2 separate regions of the Mus musculus genome follow, and region 2 is linked to region 1. The links are chromatin loops, found by intact Hi-C in ENCODE. Cell type or tissue: heart. All regions are shown on one strand. Links, peaks and the distances in the headings refer to the core of each region. The heading gives the core; the rest is flanking DNA.

Region 1 (15,729 bases), core at 7,730-15,729:
TAGTGATACACTCAATGAAATATATCTCTAATATATAATTAAAATATTGTACATGCAAAGCTTATAAAATTTTAGCAATGCAAGCCGTATGTTCTAGTCAAGACAGTGTGAAGAGTAGGGTAGGGCAGTAGGAAGACTTTGGATGTTCAGATACAAGCTTAGTACACATTAAATACAGCTGCAAACCCCTCAGGGAGGAAATGGCAAGTGAGGTTTCAGCTCAGTTCGGTCTCTAGCTCACAGATGCACAAGGTTAAACTGCTGAAAGATCAAAGAGCCAAATGTCAAATGAAGCAGTCACACGGATATGTGACTCACAAATGGATAGCGCAAAGCCCGAAAGCACAAGAAGACACTCTGCCCCACTAGATAACCAGGGGGCGGATAGGAAACTCATGGAGAACGTGATACCAATTTTTATCTATCCAAGAGTCAAAAAAAAAAAAAAACCCAAAACCCAACCTTTTTGAAAGATAGTATTGGGTCTGGTGAGATGGCTCAGTGGGTGAATGCGCTGGAACAATCTACAGTGGAAGGAGAGAAATAGCTCACAAAAGTTCTCCTCTTACTTCCCACGCACATACTATGGAATGTGAGCCCAGGCACAAATAGAACTTAACGCCAGTCACATCGCCTGGATCAAAATGATACACTCCTCGCACAAACAAAGGCAACACGTTAGACTTTTATACCTAGAGAGCCGAAAGAATATATTTAAATTTTTCAATGTGAAGACACAATAACCCAATAATTTGGTATCTGTATCTGGAAGAAATACTTGAACATATACCCAAAAAACATACTTAGGCAGCAAGGAACGACATTGAAAGCAAACGAGCCACACCCATGAGCTGCAACCAAAGCAGTCTTTAGAAGACAATGTCTGCCTTTCGTGCCTTTGCTAGAAAAATACTGGCAATAAGGGGGATTGAACTGTCAACTCAAAGAGCTAGAAAAACAAGGAAGAAAGAGAGAAAGAAAGAAAGAAAGAAAGAAAGAAAGGAAGGAAGGAAGGAAGGAAGGAAGGAAGGAAGGAAGGAAGGAAGGAATTAAAAATGAATTGGGTACAGATTAGTGAAGTTAACCGGGGTGTTCACAGTGGTGTCTCTTGTGTCATTGGGAGTAATGAATTAGCCTATCTCCCTACAGTCTCCCTACAGTAAGTATCTAGGCTAGTATCTATGCAGTAGTGAACTAGGCTATCTGACCACAATGAACTTGCAGCACTTGAAAAAAAATGGTAAATTAGACAGAGGGACCTTTATAAGACCTCAAGACAATCATGAGCAAAATGTGCAAAGAGCATGGAACATACCCAAAGCGCTCCAGTATATCCTACAGAAAAGTAACAAAGGTTGATCTGTTAACCTGATGCCCAGAGGAACCCCAGGAACCCCGGTCATCACGAGGGGAGTTTGCTCAAAAGCTCTTTCACTGGACCTACATCTTTTGGTTTCATTTTAATAAGAAGAGAGTATGCTCTTCACCTGTCTGAAGCCTTCACATCCAAAGACGCAACCAGACAGGCATTTGTGACATTTGTGAAAGCTGTGCCTGTAATGTAAGTGCACACACATTCCTTATCTGCAGCCCTCCAACAGTATAACAGCAACTACTTACACAGGCCTGTGCAAAGGTTATACACGCTACTAGCTACCCACTGAATGGGAGGAACTTGAGTTTGTGAGGATTTTGGCATTAGGCCCGGGACAAATCCATGCTCCATGATGACAGGCAACTTCGCATGTATTATTTTAGCATTTAAACAGATTTAAAAATTACAAGGCAATGAAGACATGAGCACATCAATGGTAAGGGCCAAAACTGCAGGATTCCTGGGCAAAGAGAAGAAAGGCCCCCTTTTCATCAAATGCCACCCATCAGGCTTTGGGTGGACATCAGAGGACAAGCAGAGTCCAAGCTTGGGGAAAGCATCCTCCATGACAGTCCCAAGACTGGCTCAGCTAGCTGGCTGCTCAAGGAGAAGCCTGCAGTGCCCTAAGGGGGTTGCTCAGCTCCCTTAACAGTGCTCCGCAGCCAGAATCCTTAACAGATTAGGAAGAGAGGGGTGTCCCCTGGCAGAGGGGCAGGTGTTTCATTCCATCTGAGAACAGGCTCAAGCCTCGATGAGCAAAGCCATGCTCTCCCTAGTGTCACGTGCATGTGTTTCAGCTGGAGCAACTCAGAAGTGACTTGCCACCTGCCTCTGCTGGCCACTTACTTAACTTGCTTCTTGCCTCTTAGAGACCTGAACTTCCATTCTTTAGCTTGACTTCCTAACCCAGATTGCAGGGTTGCAATGATCCAAGCTCCTGGGAAAGCCCTGTTAAAGGAGGGTGGGAAAGATGATGCCTGAGAACCCTGGGGTTCAATCTCATTGGCAGCAGGGAAGGAGGGAGAGAAGGGAGGAGCGATGGGGAAGAAAGCCAGTCCCACTCATCCAGATGGTCCTGAGCGGCAGAGAAACAACCTTTTACATGGTGCCTGGAGGCTCCATTTTGGGACATTTCCATCCAGGTCACATAAAGTCGTGTTGCACTGGTGACCACACAGTTCCCAGCAGCGAGAGGATCGGTGCACCAACCAGAACTCCAACAAGCATTTGAGACGATCTTGATTTCACTGTGTATTTCTCGCCCAGCACAGCAGCACGATAAAGCACCAGAAGATAAGTATCTGCCTACACAGCAAGCCGACAGCAGTCAGCTGGCCTATTGAACTCCGGAGGTTGCCGAACCTTGGCAGTGACAACTCGGCTGCCTTTGTAACACAAAATCAGGCACAGCCGACATGCAAACCAATGGATGTGGCTGACCTACCCAATAAACCCTTATTCATTAGATCAAGTGGTGTCTTTCCTTTGGCCCCTAAGGCTAGAGTTTGCCCACTTTTGCACTAGCACCATAAGAAGCTAGTGAGCACAATAGAGAGAAACAGAAGCGGGTTGGGGAGAGACTGCTACCAGTTTGAAACTTGTTTATGCAGATTCAGTGAACTACAAAGGTCAGTATTCCATGATGAACAAGCCCTGGTGTGGCGATGTTCGCCACCCTCCACCCCATGACAAGCCTACGATAACTTCTATGACAACAGAAGCCAAGAAAACATCATTTTCCACATTTCACTCAGTACTGAATGCTCAGTGGATACCTGGCAAACATCACTAGAATTCTCAGTGCCAGGTCTAAGCTGATCTGAGAACCTTGGTGCTGAGTTCCAGGATGAAAAAGCCCTCCTGCTCTAGGCAAGCTAGCTGTTCCAACGAGACTGCCAGGTCCCAGGACTACAGACAACTTTCCACTGTAGGCTGTGGCTGTAGACAGGCCCGTCCCCCAGAGCACACAGGGGATGGTGGAGCCAGATCGTCCATGCTTCCCTTCAAGGTCAGATTCCTACCCAGAGCCAGCAGAGCAGAGGAGGGAGTGCATCTGCCCCCTCGGCTGTATTCTTAGCCCGGGGCCTACTGTCTGGTTGGTTAAAGGCCCAGGAAACACAGTTCATCTGCTTCTGTCAGTATCAGCCAGCACCGAACCGGCCTCTACCCCTAACCTCTGGTTCCTCCTGGGCAATTCGTGAATGGTTTTGATTCATGAAAGAGGACGCCTAGATGTTTGGAATGCAGCTAGTAGATTATGTGACTAGTTTAGCATGCTCAATGATACCAGTTAGATCTTCCGAATCACCAAAAATACAATGTATAAATACATCGTTATGTTGGAAACATAAGGTAGATTAAGATAGGACAGGAACTCAGGAGATGGGAGAAAGCTATTGGAAGGACAAATCACAAAGGCAGGAGTCAGCGCCTCCGGTAGGCACAGTACTGCACTATTTTCAATGTCACATGACAGACAACCCTGAGGGCAGGACCCCACCCCCAAATCCAACCCACTACCATCACACAAAAATCACTATTTTTCACCCTCATTTCTCAGAATGAATGTCATTCCAGAAATAGCTAGATTTCCAAGCAGCCTCCACCCTCAACAATGTGGCCTCTGCTCACCCTTCGCCCACCGGCCTGCCTGCTCAGAGTCCAGTGTGGGTCCTGTCCCAGGGCCTTGGGCCCTTCCCCCAGCAGACCAGCAGGATGTTGGAGATGAGAATCAGGACTCAGGCGAACTTTGCCCATGACCCCTGCAGCAAGCAAATCAACAGAAAAGCAAGGCATAGCCCTGGGGCTTACAGAAACCGTGAAGGTCTGTGTCTCCAGAGGCCTTTTCACTTGGTGGTTAAGGAGGTGTTTTAGTGGAGAAAGCTATAGCTGGATAGCGGTGAGCACAGAGTACCCAGGGCTAGAAAGACCCTTCCCAATCACGGACTCCAAAGACACCTTAGATAGAAGGCTGAATGTCACTAATTCAAAAATGCCAAAAGCTCAAAAAATCTGAGACTGACACAGTTGGGTAAAGTTTTTCGCCCAATCCAATGTGATAAATGTACCCGTTCTGACTGTGTGTCCAGCCTTAGCACAGACTACTAGTAAGACCTCAGGGCACCTGGCAGTCTGTTCATTTTGCAAGAGTGTGAAAAGAGCATGGATTCCTGCGGCCTCACCGACCTGTTTCTCCACTACAGTGCACTGGAAGTGCCAGAAAAGTCAACCACATACTTGAAATCAGTCCGTGCCTTCCCTGCCAACTTTGGATTCAGAATCCATAAAAGGTAAAAAAGGTGGAGGGGAGATGATGTGGCATGGAGAAACAGCTTTGTTTTTTTTTAACCAGTCAGTCATCTGATCCAAACCCATAGGTTTAACTCAGAGAGGCAAGTGAATGTCACATTTGCCATTCACCCAGACCATACAGTGGGGTCCCCAGCACAATCTCACTAGCTCCAGAAAAGCCATGGAGAAGAGGAAACTGCAGCCCCCCCCCCTACTTGAAGATGTCAAACAGAACAAAGACTGCTGTCACCCTGTGGTGGCCCAAAGGTCACTAGAAAGATTTCCACTTCTTGAGCGTGAGCAATGGGACATAATAAGCTCAAGTCTAGAATAACGGTACAGAGGAAGGCAATCTTCCTTTGCTGATCCCCACTAACCTCTGTCCAAGGCTCGGCTCAGAACCATGTTCCCTTCCTTTGCCCTCCCTTCTCCACCTCAGAGCCAGGACCTTGAACACCTTCCCTCACAGATTCAGGAGATCCAGATGTGAGGACCCAGCGAGACCAGTCCCTAGGGACTGCTAAGTCTAAGAGAAGCCCTGCTGACACCTCTGCTGCCCTGTTTTCCTCCAGTTGCATAAACTCAGTCCAAGACTCCATTTCCTACCTGTTTCTTGCCCCGACAAACCCAGGCGTCATTTCCAACCCTGCTTCTCACAAGCCCTACAGGGAATGCAGCAGCAAATGCTAACACCAGCTCACCTTTTCCTCCACTCCTTGAAACAGCCAAGCCTCTACCAATACCTTACAGTTCCAATGTTGGCTGAATGCAGGGCTCTGAGAAGGTGGCCTGGCCTGGTGTAACTGCTTGTGTCATCTTTGTCATCAGGACTGTCACTGTCCATCATTCACACCCTGGACCATCAACCGCAGCTCCTCACTGGGCCCCCAAATTTGTTTTCAAAATACCCACACTTCACTGTGAACAAAGAGGCCTCCTATGACTTGATCATCCCTCCTCAAGAACAACTTTCTACCTCATTCTGAGCCCCACTTTCCACTCTCAGGATTGTTTCTTGATTATATCCCATGATCCCCTCAAACTGTGATCTCCCCGAAGCAGAGACCTAGCCTTTCTTACACCACTGTGTGACCAACTTCTGTGTGCAGTATAGGACGGCTTCCACATAGATCAAGAACAGATAGCTGCAGCTCACTGGTATCTCCTCAGAAATGAAAAGCTTTCTTGGAAGCTGGGTGTTCCCTCTCACCAGTAGGCTAAACACGCAGTGGGTTTATTGCAAAGGTATCTCCAAACGGATGGGGGAAGCAGTGGATAGTTGGAGGTTCTTGAATGCCAGTGACTGTCTTCTCAAGCTCCTGGGCTGACACATCTTCCTCTCAGGCCACCATTCCCTCAGGTCAAGCCAGGCCCAATCTCTCCTGGCCATAAAATGCAAAGGATATTTTCTGGCTCTGTGAAATCCTAAGGATGTGGCTGAAGTTTGGTCGTTGTGAAGCAAGGTTCCACTGTGTTAGCTATGCAGTATTATCCTACTGGGCTCAGGCAATCCCCTCACTTCAGCCTCATACCTAAAGTTTTTAAACAGCAAAGACTGTGAGTGCTCCACAGTAATTCCCAGACACTGACATCTGATAAGAAAATCAAGAGTTAAATTATCCCATCCCATCCCATCCCATCCCATCCCCTAGATCCCACTTATCCTGCCAGTGAACCCATGGGATCCCTGAAGAATCAAGAGCCTTTGCTGAAACAGAGATTACGGGCTGGCCTGCGGAGCCACAGAGATTTTAAACTGTGAAACATGAGCCCATAAATACAGAGGGCCTTTGGGTTTCCTGAAGTCTGACCCAAGGCTGAGCCACAGCAAGGGAATGCTCTGGTGACCTTGCCAAAATGGCCGTGTCACCAAATGCAAGAGTGAGCTAAAAGGTCTAGCATCACTTCAGATATAGAGACAGAAGAGACCACCAAGAGCGTTCAGTGGAACCGATGCTGGCAAGATGCGTGCTTTCTGGTTTTCAGCCCAAGCAATGCTACCCACAACCTATCGCCTGCTATGCGTTCGTCACCATCATTTAGAATGGAAAGAAGGACAAGGAAGTTCTGCTGGCTTCTGGTCTGGCCCCTATCCACCGTCTGAGGCAGAGAGGTCCTCTGCAGCTGAGAGGTCCAATTTCATGAGAGAGCCTGCAGGGCATCTCATATGTGGAGGTAAAGTATGTCTGTGTGCCTCGTTATTTCCCTCATGTTCTGGGATGAGAAGTCACTTTTTCTCTAAAATCAAAGATGTCTCAAGAATGGACATCTTTATTGTTGTTGTTGTTGTTGTTGTGGGTTGCCCCGGTGCTATTTGTATTCTCATGTTAATTCTGCTTCCTCAGGAGGGGCTGCCCATGAGGGGGGTAGATCACATACTCAGGTGATCTCATGTGAACCTTCTCCCCATTCTAACCAGTCAAATAAAGGCTAGAGCCTGTGATTGGGTAGTGGAAGGGAAAGCTGGGATGGGAGGTCTCAGAGGAAGGAGAAGGAGAGGGGAGGATGGAGAAAGAGGAGGTGGAAGCCAATATGGAGCAGAAGCACATGGCCTGGAGAAGCTACAAGCAGCAAGGGGTCTCATAGCTGGGGGGTAAGTTAGTATAGTGGTAGATCTGCCCAATATAGGCATATAGCTTATAAATGTAAAAACTGTGTGGTGTGGTTTTTATACGGGCTATGGGGATAAGAAATTACTACAACACTATGTTGTCAGGGCTCTCATCTTCCAACATAACAGAGCAATTTTTTAAGTAGGAATGGGACCTGAGTCAAGTTTCACTAAAGGCAAGCTCTGCTTTGCCTGACCTCAGCTGGGTTCTCTGAAGTCAATGATGATGAGACCAAGGCCAGGTTGTGCCCTTGTAACCCTCAGACACCCAAGCAGACTGGGATTTGACCCTTCTGCTCCAGGCCAGGTCCACATAGGTGAAATCAAGAGCTGGAAGTCGCTTCTATGCATTTTTAAAAAATGGAAATTCAAAACACAAGGCAGCAGTTCACTTTATAGCAAGGCAGATGTGTTGTTGCCCAGCTCCTCAAAGTGTGAGCACCCATCGGAACCTGAGTTCACAGATTTTACTTATTTGAAAAGCCAAGATCTAGTCAAAGCTATAAGACTCCAACTCATCCCTCTAACATGAAACCCTATAGTTCTATAATTAGCTTCTGATTGTGAAAATAAAGGTCTCCAGGAGGAAAATCTGTAAGGCAGAAAAGTTTGGGGTTTTGTTTTGTTTTAAAGTATTGAGAATCTTATCAGCCAGACATTTTTGGAACTCCTGGTAGGATGCCCCCAGAGTCTGCCTTAGGAATGCTTCTCTAAGAAAACAGATTCCCGACAGCCTAGAGCAGACCAGGTTTCAACTGATTGGGGAGGTTGGAAGGGCCTCCAGAGGCACCAGCTCCTTGCTGGAGTCTGAAAGGATCTGTGGACTCTCCCCACTCTCGTCCTACTCAGCTATTTCACTCTGTTCCTCTTTTCCCTGAGATCTTGTGCTCAGTGGTTCCCTGCCTCGTGCCTTTCCCAGATGTTCACTCAGCTCACTGCAGGATCATTCTCCACCTCCAAACAGCTTCCCTCTACCCTCTCTCTCTCTCTCTCTCACACACACACAAGCACAACACACACACAAGCACACACATATACACACACACACAAGCACACACATACACACACACACACACACAAGCACACACATACACACACACAAGCACACACATACACACACACAAGCACACACACACACACACAAGCACACACATACACACACACAAGCACACACACACACAAGCACACACACACACACACAAGCACACACACACACAAGCACACAAGCACACACACACAAGCACAAGCACACACTGCAAGCTCTCATGATCCCAATCCTGTGCTCAGTTCCCTTCGTGGTTACCAGTGATGCCACATCTCTTGAGCTCCATGGCTTGCTGCCCAACACACCGAGAGCCTTTCCGCTCTCTTCTCTTCACTGTGGCTCAGCGTGGGTACAACAAACAGCTCTAGGTGGGATAATGGGAAGGGGAATAGTAAAGGAGAGAGGCAGGAAGTGGAGAGAAAAGAGGAGAATCCTGAGGTACAGTGTTTACATCCAAGGAGGAAAGGAAATGCTGAAAGTCTAGACAAAAGGAAGAGACCTTTTCAGCCAATCTCCTAGGGCCATGCCAAGGCTGTCACTTGGAAACGGAGGCCAATAGGGCCTCAGAAAATTTGCAAAACCCAGTAATGGAACCAGGTTTTATTCTTAAATACGTCATCCTGGATTGAGCTTGGAAAACCAATCACAGAAGAACAAGAACAGATCAAAGCCATCTAATCAGAATCTGCTTCTGTGCCTCTGACAATTGAAGGGACTGTGACAGCAGACATTAGAGGACAGCATGCCTCTGAGACCCAGGGCCTTGAGAAGGGGGACAAGTGCACAAAGGGCAGACTCCAGCTGCTGGGCAGGCAGTGAAGCGCTATTCACTAAGATACTAGACGGTAGGGAAGATGGTTAAGGAGCAAGGTGCAGGGTGACTGGGGATAATGGCTTGGGTGAGGTCTCATCAGCTGCCCAGCAGAACTGTCTGGCAGGTGGCTGCAAACAGGATTCTGGAGTCTGGAAGAGAAAACTGGTCTGGAAGAAAACAAATGCCCACACATGGATAAAGGACTCCAAGATTTCACTCTACCTGATCATGGAAAGCTAGGGAGGAAGGGAGAGAAGGGGGAGGAGAAGGAAGGAGGGGGGGAGAGGAAAGAAAAAAGAGGGAGAGAGAAATATTGACAGAATTCTACTCCATTTTTCTCTCCATTCTACTCCAAGAAATAAGCTAGAAAGTAGCTAGTTATCCAAAAATGTCATGAAACCCATGCATCTCTCAGGCTGCCGGGCTCTTCGTTAAAAGAGGAGGAAATAAACTCTCTTGCCGCACTAAGATTTGAAGATGTTCTGCCCAGTGGAGTCAGGCCTAGGACTAACCAGCCAACTGGTCACCCAGACAGAGCCTATCTCCCTCTTGCCTTTATTTACTTAAGTCCTGCCTACCCTTTGGAGAATGGATCATGTTCCGCCTCCCACTAGAGACTTTTCTTCCACTCCCCCCTGAGCTCTGGTACTGTCCCTGAGCCTGGCCCCCTCTCCACAGGCACCTGGCCTGGTGTGCCTCCATAGTGACTCATGTCCCCACACCCAAATCCCCTGACTCCTCACTGAGGTTCAGCAGCGGTAAGGCCTCTGGCTGTGAAGGCCCAGAGCTCCTAAGCCTCTGGGTGGGCCCCGTGGGGCTTGTTAACCTCAGCAAGCAGGCAAATCCATTTAGAAAAGGGGGAGAAGGTGATTAGAGGTTAGAGGCAGGGGTAAGACATGTAAAACATCTCAGCAGGAAGACATGGCTTTGAGAAAAGACCTGAGACAACTTCAGGCTTGATTGCATAGCGGGTTGCCTGAGAGTGCAATCAGGTAGGCCCCACCCACACTGCCAGGTGGCTTCAATGACAACAAAGCTGACCTCTGGAGAGAGGGTAGAGAGTCCCTGTCCCTTCAGAGATACAGTGGGCTGGAGCTAAAATAATGGCATGTGCCTGTGATGTCCCAGCTACTCAAGGAAGCTGAGACAGAGGGATTTCCTTGAACCCAGGAACTCCAGACTAACCATAGCTGCAGCAAATTTTATCGGAGGTAGGGGAGCCCATGATGTAAATGGGGGCACACATTCAATGAATATCCTTTACAAATCACTATTGATAACTATTACTTCCAAAAGCTTGCTTCCAACAGTCTAAGAACAAACACAACTGGCTTAATTCTAAGAACTAAACACAATTCATTCATGAAGGTGGCCCCATGCTTTAAACAGGCCAATGCTTTGAACATTCTGTACCTTGTAACTGTATTGTTACACAACTCATTGTTGAATACCACAGAACAGGCAAAGCAGGCCCAGAGGACTGATGGCTCAGAGCCTAGGCGTGACATGCTGACACACCAGGAAGACGTCAGCAGAGGTAATGACTACTCGGGAAGTTCAAACGGAAACTCCTAATTTAGAATCTGCCTGAGTGGAAGCAAGCCCAGCTTCTCTGGGGCCTTTCCTGAGTGCCTTGGAAGCCCATTATTGTCAGAGCTGTGACCTGGGGTTCCCAGAAAAGCCACCAAGCCCACGTGGAATCATGCTAACAAACTGAGCAAAGTCGGTGGGAGCTGGCTTAGGACAATGGATATGCCAGGCATGGAGAAGTTGAGAGGCAAGTTTCCTTTTTAAAACAGCACTGGTGCCTCTTTTAGATATGCTTCTGGCACCAAGGGACAGCTATTTACTGAGCAAGAAGAGACAGAGTTTGGGCCAGTTAACAGGCTGTATCTTCCATTCTCTCTCTTGCAGACAGTTTGTGCACAGCTTAGTTCCTCTGCCTCCTCCTTTTGGCTGAAACTCGGGCAGCTTTAATACGCCTGCCAAAACTGCTCCCTTCCGGTCCTAAGACTCTTGAATTCTGTGCCAACCCCACGTGGCCAGATGCCACTTGGGGACAGCGCCTGTGGACACCAGGCCCAAAGCCCCAGAGAAAGCAGACTTTTGTAGGCTGCCTTGCCACCTTTGACCACTAGATGGCAGTGGGGAGCCAGGAGCGGCATATTGTGACTGTGCGAGGAACTTCTGCCAGACCCTAGAGCTAAAGCGGTTGAAACCTGATGCTGTGGCTTTGGGGGACCAAGAGCAACCTCATCACATTCTCAAGCACTCATGAACAGTGCATTTACTTGGCTGCCAACAAACCATGCAACCTCTAGGATGGTTTCAATTTAGTGTGCCACACACACTCAGATAAAGACTCATTTCGGAAGGGCTGAGGTCTTTTGCCTTGTCCCCAGGCCAAGAACGGTGAAAATTTAAAAGAGCTTTTTAACCTGTCCTCAATATAAATATGTTACCAGTTCCCGTTTCTACTGGGACTAAGACTAACGTCTTTCATTTGCAACGCTTCTATGATATTCCTGCAGAGTCTGTAGGAAGAAGAGTCCAACCAAGGCTTGCCCAGAGCTGAGTCACTTCACTGCCTGCTCTACGGGGCTGGATATGAACTGGTAGTTCCTCTCATGGAGCGTGGCATCTTCAAGCAAGAGAAAGGAGGGAGGCGGGGGAAGCAGTTTACAGTAAGATTGGAAGCTGTCCTTAACTAGCCTTTCAAAGCCGGAATTCCAGGGCTCCAGGGAACACAAGACCAAGTCTTGGCACCAGTCTCACTTCCACACGTCCATCTGAACAGCCCAGGCTCCCTGCTGAGCAGTCCTAGTGTTCCTTCAAATATATCCTCAGGTTTGTTTCCAAAGATGCCGAGAGCGAAGCAGAAACACATGCTTTGCAGAAGGGCCCACGGGCTCAGTTTATGATGCTAAATAGTACCCTTGTGGACCAAGACCCCGGAAGGCAGTCTGGTAACCAGGGGGCCCAAACCTGGCCAGGCCATATGCAGGAAGGCCCAATCGCCTGCAGCTGCAGCAGGGTGATGCAGGACATTTCTGATAGAGACAGCTTCCAAGCCAAAAATGTCCACAATATCACCTGTCGCCGTGGGATCTGCTTTGAGTGTGTCTTGGCATGTCACCTTCTCTGCTTACCTGGGTCCATATCTCTTTGCCCACAAAGAACACTACACAAGGTGACTGGGACAAGCTGATGGCATGGCTTAGGTAGAGTCATGGTGAGACAGAAGACTCCCTCATGAGACAGCTGTCCCCTCCCTCTCATGTTGGATATCTGACTCTGTGACACAGTCCACCCCAACCCAGTAGGGACTTTCTAGACCAGAGCCTCAAGAATTGATCATTTCAGGTGCAAAAGAAGACCCAGTTAGGACCAATCTGCACAGGGCACAAAACTAGTCTCTCACCGCTCACTGATGAGGAGTAGCAGTGTTGGACGGCTCCCAAGGCGGATGTGGTACAGTTCTGCCAGAGATCAGTCGTGTGTCCATTGCCCACGAGCCATTGCTGCAAACAGCCAGACATGCCCGGTCAGTAAAGCAGTGAGGAGAGAAGGGAGAAAGGAGCAGGGCAAAGGATGGTATTCCCCAGCCTCATCCCCTGGATGCCTGGCCCTCCCCCTCCTGCCCAGTGAGATCAGCAAGCCATTCCCCAGCCTCATCCTCTGGATGCCCAGCCCTCCCCTTCCTCCCTCACCACTCCCTGGTAAAGTTGACAGTTGTGATCCGAAAATGAGAGGTGACAGCTTGGTATAGACATCACGTGGAGGTGGGAACACTGTTTTGTGTGTGAAAGACACTTTGGAAACAGAGAGGTTCCAGTCACCCAGACTCATACAAATGGTACCGTGCGCAGAAATGTATGGCATAGTAGCAAACAAGGACTTGCCCAAGGACAACTGCACCCTCACCACACTTATACCCTCTGGGTGTCACTCCTAGCCATGAGTTCTCTAAGCCTTCCTTTTATACATATATTTGATGGTGGGGAGCAAGGCCTTATGTAGCCCAGGCTGTCCTCATGTCTCTATGTAGCCAAGGATGATCTTGAGTTTCTGACCCTTCTACCTCAGGAAGTGCTGACGTTTCAGGCAAGTACTACCACACTCAAGTTCATGCCATGATGCATTTTTAGCATCCCACGGCTCTGTCAAGATTAGCCACAGCCATAGTCATAATTAAGATCTTGTCAATAATAAAGCAATTAACATAAATAACAATAATCCCAAACCACACTTCCAGCCTGCTTCACATTAAGACGTTAAAGGCGGAAGCATACATCTTCATTTTTCAAGAAAGCCAATTTTAAATGAATTAATCCACTGTGTCTGACAGCTCCACACCAGCTATTTCCTTGCCCAGCTCCTATCAGTGGAGGGCACTCCGGTAAGATAGATAAGATACCACAGTCCCCCTGCAAGACTGGCTTAAGTCCTGAGCAACTAAGTTCTTCCAGCCCTTGCTCACTGTCTACCCCTGATGCTGGCCTAACTTTCTCAAAGAACTGAAAAGAAGTGGGTGGCAAAGAAGTGCAGCAACAGAAGTCCTGGGGCCTCTGGTATGTCCAGCTGTCTGCAAATATCACTCCAGTTTGGCAACCTGGGGAAGCACTGGCTGGGAACCCAGAGCAGAGATAGCTGCCGCCCTGCAGGGAGCCTCCCCTGTCCGCTCGCCCCGCACTCACGCTGACGATGGTGGAGACGAAGAGCAACACTAGCACCGCGATGTGCAGGAACAGGATCCCCAACAAGAGTAGGAGCATGGTGGCTGGGAGTTGGGCTCGGGATCAGAGGAGCGGTGCCTGCTGAGAGAGGAAGGCGGGTGTGAGGCCGCTGGCCCTGGCCCGGGGGCCCAGCTGGCCGGGAGGGGGCGGCCGCCGCCATCCCTATCCCCGCCCAGTGCCCGCCCGCAATCGAACATCTTTTGCCTTTGGAACAAAACAAGCAAGTGGTGCGCACGTCCCGATCACCCCGGGAGGCGCGCGGAGGAGAGGAGTTTCCTGAACGATGAGCCGAGGCCACAGCAAGCCTCCGCCCAGCCTGGGCGCCTTTCAGGGCCCTTGGGACTTGGGAGGCTACCGAGGCCACGTCCCTGACCCAGTCACAGGGTGGATTCCCCCCGAGACTGGAGGCTCAGCGGGCGGCGCCAGGCTCACAGCCAGAGGCCTGGGGTCGCCCGCCACCCGAGGCTGGTTTCCCAGACCCCAGCGCGCCCCGCGTTCCGTTACTTGCCTCCAAGTTTCCACCCGTTTTTGCCAGCGGAGAGCAGCCGCCCCGCCCCCGGCTCGGCCTAGATGCTGGCGGCTGGGGGAGCGGGAGAGCAGGCGGGCTGGAGGATTGCCCGGCTCCGGAGCTTCCCGCGCGCAGGGTTCCGCGCCTTCCCTGCGCCCCGGGGGGTGAAGAGCCTTCAGCCCCGCCAGCTCCACAGGCACCCCCTGGACGGCCCCAAGGAGAGCTAGGCTGAGCCCGCCGCACTTGCGGACCCCTGTCCAAAGCCCCATCCCGAATAGATGCGCCAGGGGCCCTATCCCTTGGTTGCTGCTGACTGGAGGGAAGGAGACAGTGCGTAAAGAGGCTGATTGAGTCTGAGAATTCTCGCAAGTCAGAGCAGGCAAGACGTGTTTCCAAGGTCCGAAGATACTATCTCCTACCCTACCTCCCCCTCCACTTCAGACTTTAGGGAGCTAAAACTTGGGTGACCTGATAGTGAATGTGTACAGCCGTGAAAATCTGGCTGCAGCTGAGTGAACCAGTTAAGGATAGAACCTTAGACCAAGGAGACTTCTAAATTAGTTTTGACAAGTATTCTATCCCAGACACGTCCATTTTCCTCCCAAGGAACACATCAAAGACAAAAAGCCAGGAATGCACTGAAGATATAAGCAAGATTTTCCCCATGATTTCCAGAAAATTCAAATTTCATTGGATGGCTTCAAGTAGCAGAGACCAAGAACACCATAGGGCCTGCGGCTAGAACCCGAAGGACCAGAGACTCGTGTATTTTAACAGTACATCCTCTGGAAAGAATCACAAGGCCGCCCCAGCAACCCTCTATCCAGACACCGCCACCACCCTGGTCTGGACGATGCAGAGGCAGTCCTAGGTGTGTCCCTCCGGTAGGCTAGGATGTAGGAAGGGGTCTCCACGTTCTTGTCACAAGGCGGCCCTATGGAGGGTCAGAGCCCCGTCCCCGCTTTAGGCATAGCATTTCCAGATGATGCCCAGCTTTATGCCCCCCACCACCACCACCTTCTTCACTTTCCCTACCAACTTACTTTCAGTTCAAAGGGACAGCTATCTCAGAGCAGATTAGCCTCAGGCACAAACTCCGGTGCGTCCACTGGGTTGCTGGCGTCCCCAAAGACAGCTGTGCTGCGGGTCAGCGCGCGCGCAAAGCAAGGGGGCAGTGGGAGGCTCCCGGTGTTCCCCTTTAACGGGAACTACGCCCTATTTGCGTCGCTGCAGAAGGGTGTGTCCCAGGGTCAGCGTGTGCGGGAGGGCGGGCCTCCCTGAGGAGAGGGGGCAGGCGGGCGGGCGGGGCGCCGACTGCCAGACAGTTACTTGGACTTAAAGACACCCCC
Region 2 (15,729 bases), core at 5,020-13,019, 310 kb after region 1:
ATAAACACCCCAGAGACAGAAATTAAGTTGTATGGTAGATTAGAATAAATGTATGAGTGAGTGGGTAGATGGATGGATGGATGGGTGGATGGGTGGGTGGATGGGTGGGTGGGTAGATGGGCATGTAAATAAATAAATGATAGGTGAGTATACAGGTGAGTAGTTGGATAAAGGATGGATGAATGTGGACAGACGGATGCATAGAACAATTCATTCTCAGCATGCACAATGATACTGCCAACTCACGGCCATGGGGAAGGTGCCCTACATTCTCTTCTTAGTCGTAGCCCATGGCTTGTCATCAATGAGAGGTATTTTTGGAACTTACTTTGGGAAGTTGAACACAAATCAGAAGAGACTAAAGCTAAGCACCCTGTCATACATAGCATTGGCATTACCAAATTCCACCCACAAATCTAGGAGTTCCTTTTTCCAGCTTCCAGCAGACTGCCCTCCTGGGATAGGAGAAGCCAGGGGACACATAGTCCCTGAAGCTCAGACTTAAACACCTCCAATCACAAGCACACACATATATACACATTCCTCCTAGTTAAGAAAGCATATATGATCTTGATGTGGTGGTGTGTGTCCAGCAGCACTTGGGAGGCTACCACAGGAGAATTGCTAAAAGTTTGGTGTTACCTGCTCTATATGGTGAGCTCTAGGCTAGTGTGATACTCTGTCAAAAGCAAAAATTAAAGGGAAAGAGAGGAATAATATGCACATATAAAATTAGAAAAGCTAGTACTCCAAGATTAAATTGGGTCTACTTCATATTATTAAAAGGTAAATCATTTACCGGTTTAAAAAACTTAAGTCAATTTTTAAGATATTTTTATTACTATTTTATGCGTATGGCTCTTTGCCTGCATTTATGTCTACGTATCACATACCTGGTGCTCATGGAGGCCAGAAGAGGTCATGAGATACCCTGGAACTGGAGTTACAGACATTTGTGAGCTGCCATGTGGATGCTGGGAATTGAACCCGGGTCCTCCGAAAAAGCAGCTGGTACTCATAACCAGTAAGTCATCTCTTCAATCTGCTTAACCCAGTTTTATAAGAAATCTTAGCAAGGTGAAGGCACCCCATAATGTGGCCGACTGTGCCTACTACTTTCACTTGCTGAGAACCTCTGCTGGGTCTTCAGCCCATGTCCTACGACCCCAAATAGCAGTGGCAGCCAAATACGTAATAGCCGGAGAAGTGACCTGAACCAAACTTACCAAAACAGACTTATGGTTAGCTTGGAGCCTGGCAATGGCATTTTCATTCAACTTAAGCTTCTGCTCCAGGTCCAACTGCATACACCGAAGGTCCACCTAAGGGAGGAGATGAAAGGGATTAAGGAGGAGAGAGAGCAGGGTATACAAATAGTCCCCATGGGCAGTGGCATTTTCTGTCCTTCATGTCCCTGCTTTTCTGCCCTGAAAGGAGAGCATGACCTTTAAGCTGATCTCAGAAGCTGGCCTAGAGGCACAAAGGGTGAAACAGGTGCTAGTGGCCTACCAGGACTGAACTCAGCATGAGCCAAGCGCCAGGGCCCGAGATGAACGCTGTGCAGGGATGTAGGTCATTTATATTCTACTGTAGCTCCCTCTGCCTGTGCCCTGAGAGGTTAATTCAGGATGGATTCAAAAGTAGTAGAATAATTTGTTTAGACAAGGAAATCTCAAGAACGACAGAGTCAGTTAGTGCTCACAGAGGTAACTCACCCATGTCTGGAGAGAGAGAGAGAGAGAGAGAGAGAGAGAGAGAGAGAGAGAGAGAGAGAGAGAGAAGAAGAAGGAGGAGGAGGAGGAGGAGGAGGAGGAGGAGGAGGAGGAGGAGGAGGAGGGAGGGAGGGAGGGAGGGAGAGAGGGAGGGAGGGAGGGAGGGAGGGAGGGAGGGAGGGAGAGGGGCCTGGAAAATGTGCAACTTGTCAAGGAAAGTAGCAAAAATGAAAGCTGCAGACAGGTGGATTCTAAACCATCTGTAAATAGATAAAGGGATTCTCCCTATTAGAGATGAGTCTCACACTCTGCATGGGACATAGGGGACATGTCTTAAGAGCAAGACCTCCCATCAAAAGGTCCAATTTTTGAAGATGTAAATATATGTGAAACAAGAGAGACTACACTGGGATTGTCATAGAAGGGGTTCTCTGCTCAAAAACAACTCCCTGGTGAAGTGTTTTAGAAGACTCAGTGAGCAAGGCATACAGAGAGGCTACTACAGTTCTCAATCAAGGGGGCCGAGTTACATCTTGGGCTGGCAGGAGAGCCTGGCCGCATCAGCCACATGGTCCTGGTTTTGCAAGCATGACAGATGCAGCTGGACACCAGAAAGCTAGTGTGGCCTGGCAATGTGTGGCAGTATGACGTTCTACAAGGAGGCCCTGAGAGGACACTGTGTGAGGTAAGATGACATTTGGTGAAAGTCCTAACCATAAGGTATCTTCTAAGGAAAGCTGCAGGCCTGGAGTGCAACCTGCCTAGGAAAAAGGCTATGTGTACTGCCCAGAATAGGGGTGACAAATACACACACACACACACATACACACACACACACACACATCATATAAATTACATATTCCTATATAATACATATGATAATATTATATAGAGAATATACACTATATATAAAAATTATAAAATATCTTTTTCTCTCTCTTTCTCTGTGACTCAGCCTGAATGTTAGTTGGTCTTGAGGTTTTCTCTGCCAAGCAAATCAGTCTACTACTTTTGAATCCATCCTGAATTAACACCTCAGGGCACAGGCAGAAGGTGTAGTTACAGACATAAATGACCTACACCACCAGTAGAGCATTCATCTTGGGCCATGATGGTTGGCTCATGCTGAGTTCAGTCCCAGGAGGTCACTAGCACTTATTCACCGTGTGTGTGTGTGTGTGTGTGTGTGTGTGTGTGTGTAAAAATATAAATATATAAATAAATATATAGTAATATATGTTAATTGCCTTGTCTGGTTTAGTTTTTCCTTGTCCTGTCTCACTCCTCCCTTTTGGAGTGCGAATGTTTACCCTGTGCCTTGTATATCAGAACTGTGTAAACTGTGTGTTGATCGTACAGAGGCTCATAGTTAAGACATTGCCTTTAGTCTCCGAAGAGACTTTGGACTTTGGAACAGTACTGGGGCTGTTAAAGACTGGGGGGTGGGGGGGGGTGGGGGGTTGAAGTTAGAGTGACTCTATTTTTCATTGTGATACAGCCATGTGCCTATGGGGGTCAAGGATGGGTAAAGCCTTCTGGTTTCGATGTGAGATGACTCCCAGAGTCCCATGTGTTTGAATACTTGGTGTGGGTGCTAGGAATCAAGCCTGGGTCCTCTGGAAGAGCAGCAAATGCTCTGAACACTGAGCCATCATCTTTCTAGCATTTGCTCTCTGTTTCTTGACTGCAGACTCAACATGATCAGCTGCCCCAAGCCCCATTCATCTTGCCTTCCCACCAGGACAGACTGCACCCTTCCTAAACTGTAAAGCAAAGACTCTGCCTTCCCTAGGATCCTCTTTCTCAGGTATCCGGCCAGAACACCAAGAAAAGCAATCAATCAACAGTCATGCATTTCTCATTATTTTACAACGTAATGCCTCTGAATATCTATTTCTTTACCTGGGGCCTTGGAATGCAATGCCTGCTTCCTCAGGGTATGAGATAGTGAACTAAACGAAATTAGGTCTGGAAATAAGAACTCTACAGAGCCTGGTACACTGTAAATGAGTAGTGTCAATAATGTCACCCTAATAGTTACCAATAATCACCTTGCTTGCTGCCTTAGCTGCTTTCTAGCCGAACCCCATGGAGACAGGTTCTCCCCTCCACACACCCCTGCCCAAGCCAGAGCACGTGTCTCCCTGGGAATCTTGGTTTGCCCGCCTTGACCTTTCACTCTTGTCCCTTGGGCTCAGAGAACACCTTCTTCTGCCAAGAAAAACCAATTTGTCAACATAGAGAACCTAAGCCTTTGAAAACTTCAAAGTCACTGCCACTTTCCTGTGTCCACAAGGGCATGAGATTTAAGCTTCTGTCTGTGTTTAAAACTAGTAGACGTCAGAAGTCATAAATTAAAGTCATTAAGTCTCTGGCTGTTTCCCCATGAAGCCTCAGGGAGTTTCACACCTCCCACCAACCCTTCCAACTCCCTCTACACCCCACTAAACACACACACACACAAACACACACACACACTGGGGAAACAGCTGTAGGCGAGCACTGGGGACATTGTGGGAAACGGGCAAGCAACCTTTACTCAAGCTCTTGGTCACTGGAGTAGAGCTTAGGGCACCTTAGAGATCACATCCTTGATACTTGAGACTTAGTGCCTAGCTGTGGGTGTGGGTGTGGGGGAGAAGGGGTGCCTGACCAGTTTGAGGGCAAGCTTGGAATTGTATGCAGTGACCAATTCTAGACAAGGAGGCAAACATGAACTGCTTGTTTGAAGGAATTGGACGGCACACAGCAACCTGGCTATCTGAGCAGCAGTGCCCCGAAGACCTTTTTCTTTTTAAAGCAGTGATCCCACCAAGCCTTACAGGGAGACCTGGTGGTGCCCAACAAGGGGCTTCTCCCCTCTGTCCTCGGACTTCCATAAAAGGAGAAAGGAATGTCTATGCACCAAATGAGGAGCTCTGAGTCACCACAAAGGGAACACTCCCAATTACCACACAAGGTGGGGCTGCTTTGGAGCCCCGTCTCTCCAGTTATTCCTGTTCCTAGAAAATGATGGGCTGACGTAGACTGACCTCGGGGTTCCCTAAGAGAGAAGCAGCCACACACTCATCCCAGACCCTGGTGCATCCTGCCTTAGAGCTGGACAGCACAGGGTTGCACAGGTAGCACAGGTTGGAACAGCACTGAGAGAGGATGGTACTTGGGGTGTGAAGACCCTGTTCCCGGCTGTAGGTCTTTGCCAAGTTATTTACTGTCTACTCTGCCACCAGGCAGACCTCACTTTTAGTATCATCAGAGTTAGACCTGGACTCCGACTCCACTCCTCAGTGACTGGGTCAGGGCCTGCCGCATGCCAGTGAGATTGACTAAGTCAAACAGACTCCTGACTCTTGGCAAACAAACTATGGAATAGTCTGGTGCTTGTGAGAAAACAAGTTATGTAATACTGACCCAAAGATACTCCTTTGGGTGTCTGTGAGAAAGTATTATCCTGAGTGGCCCCATACCACCTGTTGGCTTCCTGCAAATGACTGAGTGATGCTGGTTGACAGCTCTCCAGACAAACTCAAAACCTTCCAGGTCTCGAATGGTTGATACCTTCTCTTCATGAAGAGGCCATTAGGGTCCATCTTGACCCTATGGAGTCAATGTTAAGTTTGAAGCTAGTAGCTCAGTGGTCTTCAAAGGAGGCCTTAGGCAAGACTTAGCTTTCTCTTCCAAGCACTGACCTGGAGTCACTTCCAGTCTGGCTCCCTCCTTCAAACACACAGCAGTTGTGTTTCACCGTGTGTTTATGTGTCTTCCCTTCCTGAGGCTAAATTCTCTGAGGGTACATGGTACAGCCACCATCCCATTTACCCCATCAGATGTACTCTGAGGAACAAGAGAGAACCACACCCTTTGTGGGGCAGAGAAAATAACAAAAGTGGTCCCAGGAACCCAAATCTCTCTCTCTCTCTCTCTCTCTCACACACACACACACACACACACACACACACACACACACCACAGAAGGTTCTTTGGTGGCAGGTGAGATTTTGACAAGATAAAAAAGGAGACTCGGAAGCCGAGCCAGAGCCGAGAGGAGCGCTGAGCTCCCTGTAGGAACGGCTGGGCCCTGGATGTTTATCCAGATGGGACAAGTGATCAGGGGGATCCAGCTCTCAACCCCCCAGATTTCATCCATCAGTCTAACCGGTAGTAACCGTGGGCACTTCAGAAAGGGCTCACATGGCTGACAGAAACGTCACTCTGTGCCTCCCAGATGACACCGATCTGCCATTTCCTGTACACAACATGCCTGCATGAGTTTATTAGCCCTGGCTGGCTCCAAAGAGACCTTCAGAACGCTAGTAAATGCAGGGGGTGTGGACTGGCTGAGAGGAGGAACTCTTGGCTTCTGGAACCTTAGATATATCTAATATGCCTTTCAGAGCAATCCTAATGGTGCTTGTCTCTTCAAGATACTGTCTTCTGAGCGGGCCTCTTGGGCTCCTTGCAAGAGATCTTTCGTCCTCTAAGATTTGGTGGAGCCACCCAGAGTGTGGCTGCTCCTACTGAGTAAGCTTGCCCCACTATCTGACAAGAAGGACATAGGATGCAAAGGAGACACCTCTCTGAAGCAAAGCAAAAAACAGAACGGTCCATGACACAGGCTGTACCTCCCCACAGCCTCTCAGATCGTTTTGTATTGCACAGCTCTCTCCTAAGATGTCTGATCTGGAGCTCCATACTGCTCCACACTGCTCCTCCACATCTGGAGCTCCATATTGCTCCACACTGCTCCTCCACATCTGGGGCTCTGTCTGTGCTCCACACTGCTCCTCCTACCCAAAGTGCTATCGCCCAAGTCTCCATGGTACATGAGGTGGCCTATACTTCACTTTATATTGCATCTGTGTTGGCACAGAGCATTTCTGAAGAAACCAAACAGATGTTCTGATCAGAGGGAAAGGATGTGGGATCTAGAATCAGGGTGGAGAACTTCTTCTCTACTCTGTTACATTATTTGATAGGTTTTTTTCTTTAATGTTCTCCTGCACAGACTTTCTAAGTAGAAAATAGTAAAATTCAGACACTATATCCAAGAGAATAGTAACGTGCTGAGGCCAAATGTCTTTAATGTATATATACCAGATTTTGTGTGTGTGTGTGTGTGTGTGATGGTTTTGTTGTTGTTTAGGTCTGGGGCAATAGCTCAGTTGGTGAAATGCTTGCTGAACAAGCATGAGGAACTAAATTCAATAATCAGAACTCACATCTTAAAAAACTGGAGGTGCCAAAGTGATGGCTCAGCCACTAAGAGCTCTGGCTATGATCCAGAGGACTGGGGTTTAATTCCCAGCGCCCACAGGGTGGCTCACAACGGTCTGTACTTCTGGTACCTGGCATGCAAATGGTGCACAAACATACATACAGACAAAGCATCCATATGCATAAAATAAAATAAATTAATCTTTTTAAAGCTGGGGGCTGGAGAGATGGTTCAGCCATTAAGAACACTTGCTGCTCTTGCAGAGGACCTGGGTTTGGTTCTTAGCACAGCCACATGACAGCTCACATCAGTTCATAATTCCAGTTCCATGGGAACTGACACCCCCTCCTTCTGATTTCCACAGGTACCAGGCACACAGGTGGTGCCCATACATATATGTAGGCAAAATATACACATAAAACAAATCTAAAATATGTTCAGATTACAAAACATTTAGGCATAGTATTAGGTGCTGATAGCCCAGTGCTGGGGAGGCAGGGACAGGTCGATCCCTGGGTCTTTCTGGCCAGTCAGACCAGCCTATTTGGTTAGCTTCAGTCCAAATGAGAAAGCCTGTTCCATCTCAAGCAAACCAAGGAGCTACTGGCAGTTGAGACTTCCTAAGGGAGAGAGAAACACTCTTCTTTGAGGATATGGTCTGGCAGGGTTCCCGTGCTCCCGTGGATGCCCCACTCCCATGCTCAAAGAGGCATTAACTAGACTTATTCAGCTATATTTAAAAAGAAGGAGGAGGAGGAGACATTGAGCTGAGAGAGGACATATTGGGGGGATATGGAAGAGTTGGGGGAGAAAATATAATTATATGCGAATACATGTAATCATATTTCATTGCATACCTATAGGATATTTTTGAGAATAGTGAGCTTTTTTTTTTAATTTGACAACTCCTGAGGAGACTCCCTGCCTGAGGTTAACCTCTGCCTCAACACACATGTTCACATACATGCATCCTCATGCACACACACCCACATACAAAACAAATGAATAAATATTAAAGTTACAATGTTGCAATTTGAGGGTCTTCCTTCATTTTTCTCTAATAAGATGGTGTTCCAGAAGCTTCCATGCCTCGCTCATCAACTGCGTAACTTTGAACAAGTACAACAGAGACCTTCAGAGCCCTCACCTAATAATTACTGAAATATCAGATGGGAAAATCCACACCAAAAAATATTTTCAAGTTGGGTGGGTCCCTTTCCTTTGATGTATTTGTTGATTGCCATACTTTCCGTATAGGACATCCCTTGATACTAGAAACACTGGAAACAGTTGACAAGTGGCTTCCTGGGCCGGAAATGGTGACTCATTAGCATCTGGAGTGTCGAACTCTGCAGAACTACACCCATCCAGGACTAGAGAGAGTCTACCTCTGGTACAGGAACAAAAGAAATACCCTGGTTAGGAAAGTTCCTTGCCCAGATACCACTTTCCTTTACTGCCCAGGAACACATGCCACAGAAAGGCTCTGGGTGTGCCAACCAACAGTGCAAAGAGGGAACTGCCTTGAGCGTGAACCAGGACCTGTGTGTGGGCGGAGTCAACCTTACTTCCTACTGGGGAAACTCAAAGTGGGAGAAACTCAAAGTGGGAAAGCTGCGGGGGTCCACCCCCAATGTCTCATCCAGGATCTTGGCTTCCAGATAAAGGCAAGCAGTGCTTCAGAAATGACTTTTTTATCTGATAAAAGTAAAATTTCAGACTTCGAGCACAGTGTTTCTCAGGTGCTCCTGCCAGCCTATCCCGTAAGGAACCTTTATTCTCCAGTAAGTTAAGTCGCCCTTGGCATTAACTTCCGTGTGCGTTTCAAATTCTGTTATCTTGGCAGTTTTTGTTTTGTTTTGTTTTGTTTTACTTGAATGCAGCATTTTGTGTTAGCTTCTTTTGTGGTTTTGCGATTCAAAAAAAAAGAAAGGAAGGAAGGAAGGAAGGAAGGAAGGAAGGAAGGAAGGAAGAAAGAAAGAAAGAAAGAAAGAAAGAAAGAAAGAAAGAAAGAAAGAAAGAAAGAAAGAAAGAAAGAAGTTAAGAAAGAGAGGAAGGAAGAAAAGGAGAAATGAAGTCTGAGGTTTCTTCTTTTCCCTTGGACTTCTGCCAAGGTTTTCATGGGTTGATATATGCCTCACAGATCCTGCCAGAGGGAAATACCACACTCCTGAGGCTAACCTTCTACAGCACACACCCAAATGCACATTACTAAACTCTAACTAGAAACAGCAGGAAATTCCTATGCCTGGCAGAGACAATAGAGACCGCACAGCAACAGGGACACTGAGATGGGGACAGTGACCCACTTTTGTTTCCAAAGCCAGCGGCTATAGATACTTACAGCGAACCAACACCCAGGCACTACCGCTAAAGTTCTCCTCTGTTGACTCGGAACAAACTGGCATCAACAGAGCCACAAATGCAGCATGTGTGACCTCTCCCTGGGGACACCTCCTCCCACTGGTCCCTCCCAGGCGACAGACCCCACTACTCACCTCTTTGTTCCTGCGGGCTGCATCCAGGGAGACAGTACTGTCGCCTCTGTGTTCACCCTCCCCGCATTCCTGGCAGATACACTGCTGGTGCGTGTGGCAGAAGGAAACCAAAGGGCTGTGGTGGGCAGGGCAGGTGCGTAGATCCTGGTCCTTTGCGGGTTCGGTTAGCTGGTGGCTGTGCAGTTTGCTGTTCTCCTGGTGTGGCCGCAGGTGCTCCTCACAGTAGTTCACCATGCAGGTCAGACAGGATTTCACTGCCCTTACTCTGCTGGCCCCAAGACAGAAGTCACACAAGATCTGATCCTCTTCACCAGGAGCCCCGACCTCTGCGGGGTCATGACCCTGCTCCTGGGTTTCCTCACCTGACTTGCTGAGAGGGTCCGCATCTTCTTTTTCTGCTGGGATAGCTGACACAGGGTCTGGGCCGAGAGGGGCCAAAGGGTGAGCAGTGACCCCGGTCAGAGGCCCCGGGGCAATCAGATCCAATTCAGCCATCTGGTGGAGGCTCTGCGGACTAAGGACTAAGGCGTCCTTCCTCGCGGTCCCTTGGCTCAGGATCTGAGTAGCCCAAGTCAAACCAGAGAGCCACGCCTAGCAGATTGCAGCTGCCCTGAGACATTAACTGTTTCCTCCCTCCCGAGGAAGCTCAGTTACTCAGACAGGACGAGGCTCCTCCAGATTGGCTAGTAGCCAGCCACAGTGACAAGGCTCAGAACTGCCTTGCCACTTGGCTCCTGTGTCTGTTCCTTGGCTCAGGCTTCTCATTCTCATTCCTAGCCCAGCCCTGAAACTTCTATTCTTACGGGACTCATTCACGCACACCCCATAGGCTCTTCCGGAGACCACGTGTGCCTGTGGGACTGGAAAAAAGGGCAAGATTCCTGAGCTCTATTGTAAGCCTCTGCGGCTTTGAGCGGTCCCACAAGCCATATTTTGCGGTGGATCTCTCTCTCTCTCTCTCTCTCCTTCCTCCATCCCTCCCTCTCTCTCCCCTCCCCCTCCCCTTCTCTCTACTCCATATATTTTTAAAGGGGTCCAAAATGTAAGGACTTTGATAATAGGGCAGCTGCTAATCCTAAATGAGCCACCAGCTTGGTCCTACCACCACCACCACAAAACCTGACATACAGACAGACAGACAGACATAGTCAATCTAGCTTTATCTGCTTTTAATAACTTGCTTTTATCAGACTTTTGTTTTATTTTAGTCGTGTGTGTGTGTGTGTGTGTGTGTGTGTGTGTGTGACAGAGTTTGACATCTAGTGTCTTTCTTAATTGCTCTCCACCTCATTTCATGAGAGAGGACCTCACAGTGAACCTGGAACACGCTAGGTCACCTAGCGCAGCAGGCCAGCAAGTCAGAGGGATATTCTAGACTCTTGCCCCAGTGCTGGGGTTACAGATAAGCACCATTGCATGGCTGCAGGTGGCCATGCACACCTAGCAAGCACTTTACCCACTGAACCGTCCTCCTAGCTCCACTTCTGGTTGACTTTTAAAACTCACTCATGTGAGAAGCCACCCAGTGGACAGGGCCCTGGCCTTCCACTCTCTGCCATAAACCTCTAACATGTGGGCTTTGATGATAACAGTTGTCTGGCTTGCTTCTCCGAAACTTGATGGCCTTTTGTTGAAATTGACTCATCTGGACCTGAGCAGGTAACTAGTGGGTGACCTTTTGGCATCAGAAGACCAAAACTTCTGCCCTCAGAACATTCTAACACTGACCTGTCCTGAACATGCATCCCACGAAGAGCCATGAGGACCGATTATGGTCCTCTCAGCCACCCTTCCCTATCTCATAAATCCTCACCAGACCCCACCCTCCAGGAAGTGGATCTAACTGTGCTTCTCCCCTTCCATGCTCAGCTCAGCTGCCTTCAAATATGATTTTTCTCTTTTGCGAAACGCATGGTCTCTGTGTTTGCCACCCTGTGCAAGCATCCTGGTTCTGAAACCACAGAAATTGATGGATGTTTATAACCCTGACCCTCCAGTGTCCGCTTCTAGGGCATTCCAGGAGCTGGCTGAGAATGGGCACAGGAAGGGGCCATCGGGTAGAAGAGGGAAGGCACTGTCCCCTTCCACATACAGCTCTCTCCAGCCTTTCTAGGCCCCGTATCTTACTCTGTGATCTCCACGAAGAGACAGTTGCTAAACTAGCCCCACATCCAGCTAATAAAACTGTTCCTAAATGAGGTGCCCTCATTTTCTCAGGCTGTCCTTACAAAGTGCCACAGACTGACTGACTTTGATGACAGGAGTTAATTTCCCGACACCTCTGCAAGGGTGAGCTCCCACGCGTGGAGATGCCGTGGCCTTCTTCTGAGACCGCACTCCTTGGCTTGCCCTCCCGTCCTTCATGCCGTCTTCCCTGTGCTTGTCTGTGTCCTGATTGCTTCCTTTAGACATCAGTGAGGCTGAACTAGGGGACCATCCTACCTCATTTTTTTTCTTAATGACCTGTTCAAAGACCTACCTCCAAAAGCAGTCATGCTCTGAGGTAATGGGGGGTTATGACCTCAGTGTGTGAATTTGGAGGGTGAGGAGGGGGATGAAGCTCATGGCTAGAGGATGGGATGAGAAGCAAGTGGTTCCTGGGGGGAAAGAGCTCTTCCAGACGTGGCGTACCTCTGGACTTTAGGACTGAGATTAGTCTAATATGGCACCACCATGCATCTCTGTTTCCTTGGGGTAAACTAGACAGACCCGGGGATATTTCTTGGCAGAACTTGTCAAAAATCCAAGAAATCCACAGGCTTCTCAGAATCATAGTATACAAAAGGCTGCAAACTCATCCCAGATGCAGCCCTGCATTATTTAAAGACACTATGGAACACCCATGGCATGATTTCCTAGAGTGTTTAGCCAAGTTCCCCAAGTGTCCTTGTCCCTAAATGTCCCACCCTCTGAAGCTTTCCAAAAGTCAATTCCCAGAACCTTATTCATTTCATGGTTTTTATATCTCCAGACAAGAGAAAAAAAAAAGCCTGCCCAACCATCCCCAGTTCATTCTTAGACACTTCTTCAATACTAACAGATATTTCCACGAATGACCAAGACTTACCAGAAGATGAACTGGTTTTCCAACATGCCTCTCTGTCTCTGACCTCTCTCAGAATGAGGAAGAGAAGTGATTGCCCTGCCTGACCCATTCTACAGCCTCAAAGGTGGAAGAGAAAGAAGGGAGTCTGCTGTCTCCATTTGGTTCCCACTTGTCTCTCATTCTTTCTCTCACAGTTTTATTCCTACCCTTTCATCTTTCATTAAGGAATTATTTCCTGTCCCCACCCCCCTTCTATGACTAACACTTTAACATAGTACATGGGCATGACCGTCCCTCCACCAATGCCCAGAGTTAACAGACAACACCCAGTCATGACACTGTAGGAAACCTGATTCTGGGTCCTACCTTCACCTGTTATAGCATCTGTTTTCTCTAAACTTCATAACTGAGATACTGACCTAAGCCAAGGCTAGCAAACAGAGTTCTGAGTTGGTTCCTAGAGATTGTGCCTGAGCAACCTTGGGGTTAGGACAATGCTTTGCTTGTGTTATCTGATACGGACATAGAGTGGAAGACACTGGTCTCTCTATAGACCCATCACAGGAGCCATCAAAATGTCTGAATCCTCTTTATCATTAAGCAGGGTCTTTGGGAGGTATCTGCTAGGCCCAAGCTCTGACCCCACTACCAGGGTCTGGAACGCAACTGTCCAAGCCTTAGATGCCCTTCAATACCTCAAAACCAGAAGTTTGAAGAAATAAAGTCGTGGACTCTCTTATACCCTAATTTCTAATTTTCTATGTCCTGCAATGACTGCCCCTTCCTTTCCATGAAGACACGGGATATCGCAACCATTTTAGTCAGTCTGTTAGTTTCTTTTGCCTCCTTACACAGTAACTGCAACTTAAATGTCCCCTAATATCTCTGTCTCCATCCCCAGTTCTCAGCTGACCCTATCCCCTTTCACATCTAATTATCAAATCATAGGTAAGACAGGAGCCCTCTTTCCCCACAGCAACACCCAGATGCCGCCACCACCACCACCCTCGCCTTCTCACAAGTATTGCTTATATTAGTCTAATTTTATTGCTATAAAAATAAAACACCCAAGGCTGGATACTTTATAAAGAAAGGGCCATTGTTTATCTCACATTTCGAAGGCTGAAAGCCAAAGATCAAGCAATCTCATCTGTTTGGCTTCTGGCCAAAGTCCTTTTAACTGTATTACCGCATAACAAAGCCATATACAGAAAAAGCCAAGCACATGGTAACAGTCTTTCTGTATAACAATCCATTAGTCCATTTCTGCAAAAACTAATCAGGATCCCAAGAGAACTACATCAATCCTTCTGAGGGCAGCTCCTTCTAAAACCAAATCACGTTCCAGTGAACTCGACCTCTGAGAGTCTACTGTCTCCCAGTAGCACACATAGAAGGTAAAGTGTTTGGCACACAAATCTTTAGGGGATACACTCACAAAAGCCACAGCACTGCCTCCAGGGCCACCTTCTCTTCCTCCCGCCCCATCTTCTGCCAGATTCCCAGTCCCTTCCCCAAATGAAGGAAGATTTAAGCCTCCCTTTCCACCCCAACACTCTCTCTGTTCTCAGAAATTCTCTCTGAGTGCTTCTTACCAACTTTGGTTACACCTCGGTTTCTTTTCATTTTACATTGCTGCAAGAGTACACATAACACAAGACACAAACAATAAATCGTATCATCTCAACCATTTTCAGTGCATGCTTCAATAGCATTGGACAATATGCATCATCTAACCCTGGAGCATTTCATCTTGCACAACTGACTCGCTGCACTCAATAACCAGTAATTCCCTGTTGCTTCTCCCGCCAGGCCTGAAACTACCATTCTACTTTCTATTCCTGCACACTCAATTATTACAGGTACAGGTATAGGTGTTCATCTTTTTGTGATTAGTTACTTCCACTTGGTGTAATATGGTTAGAGTTCATCCGTGTCACAGATTCCCTTCCTCACACCTGATTTCCCATTCACTATAAATACTTCCCTCAAGACTTATGAGCTGATAATCCTATTCTCTAGCCACATCTACAGACCACTTTGCCTCATAGGGGAAGGTCTCCTTGGCTTCACCTGAACCCCAAACTCTCTACCTTTTGTAAAATGAAGTGTCTCTCTCATCTAATCAAAGCCACTATAATTTTACACAATTCATAAGAAGAACCTGTCACCAGGAAGGTCAGGACCTGGTGTGGTTTACCATCCTTTCCCAGAATTCAAAGCAATTTCCTGCCCCAGAACTGTGATGACTCACACAACACACACAGCCAATAGCTGGTAGGTAGGTGATCACACACAGCCAATAGCTGGTAGGTAGGTGGTCACACACAGCCAATAGCTGGTAGGTAGGTGGTCACACACAGCCATAGCTGGTGGGTAGGTGATCTGCATGGGGTGTTTTACTCAGAAATGGGGGGGGGGAGGGCTCAAACAGACTGCAAGTGTCAAGAAAACTTTATTCAAAAGCAAGGCAAGAGTGCACAGTAGTAGGGAATAGTGTACATAGTAAGGGATCGTGTGCATGGTAAGGAATAGTGCACAGTAGTAAGGAATAGATGGTCAGGACTGACAGCTGGGGCTGTTGGAAGAATTAAGTCATGGCTCTGAACTTGCAGTTTTTCTAGCAACCCCCCACCCAAACCTCAAAACTCTTGAACTTGAAATTGTGTCACCCTTCTGTAAAACAGCCCTGTGTTTTCTAGATCTCCTGGGAATGAGGAAGGGGAAACTTGCCCCTGGCCAAAGGCCTCTAAGCCCAGCTTTTCCCCTACATCAAAAAGGTCCTTGGTTTGCTTTGGTATCTATTGCTAGAAAGGCCAGGGAACAAAATGAAGAAAAGAAGAGGATATGGAAGGCTTAAGGGATCATTGCTCTCATTTCCAAACATAGATCTTGGAATCACCCCAGCACTAGGCCTCCAGCATCCCTCCCAGAGAGAGTGATGGATGCTCCCGGGAAAGAAGGACCACCTCAGGGAGGTGCATGCTTTCCCTCCACAGCACAGGAGGACACTCTTGTGGTACAGTGGACAGGCTGCCAACAGCACAGGAAGAAAGATAAGCCCTGCCTGTCTTACTCAGCAAACAGAGCAGAGGCTGGAGACTGGTGGCTCTGGGTGGAGAAAACTGGCTGATGTCAGTTTTGGCTGCTCTTTCAGCTACCCACGAGTCTCAGGAACCACCTGGACCATTTACTCCCTAAGCAGTCAGGGATGCTCTCAGCTTCCCTATAACCGTCCCCCCACCCCCAGGCTTGAAG

What was found. A loop is a pair of places that touch in the nucleus more often than their neighbours do. Peaks named below come from ENCODE experiments on the same cell type or tissue, not always from the same donor. Only the 100,000 strongest peaks of a DNase experiment are listed, where the experiment ranks them.
Region 2: it touches region 1 in a loop (2.3-fold over the local background); 2 of 42 quality-filtered maps call a loop at or near these places.

What each region holds. Positions count from the first base shown.
Region 1 is chr11:63,131,349-63,147,077 of GRCm38, reverse strand. It overlaps Pmp22 (peripheral myelin protein 22), which reads right to left and starts at 15,621. Exons shown (of 5, transcript NM_008885.3): 1 at 15,424-15,621; 2 at 13,834-13,953; 3 at 12,558-12,657. The coding sequence starts at 13,911. In heart, for the core only: a CTCF peak has its summit at 13,980 (motif pointing right); DNase peaks (open chromatin) are centred at 10,657, 11,217, 14,047, 15,587 and 5 weaker places; H3K4me3 peaks cover 2,654 bases; H3K27ac peaks cover 2,892 bases.
Region 2 is chr11:62,814,696-62,830,424 of GRCm38, reverse strand. Trim16 (tripartite motif-containing 16) reads right to left here and starts at 10,172. Exons shown (of 6, transcript NM_053169.2): 1 at 9,426-10,172; 2 at 1,227-1,322. The coding sequence starts at 9,920. In heart, for the core only: a CTCF peak has its summit at 9,923 (motif pointing left); DNase peaks (open chromatin) are centred at 8,254, 9,504 and 10,084; H3K4me3 peaks cover 1,963 bases; H3K27ac peaks cover 1,742 bases; H3K27me3 peaks cover 381 bases.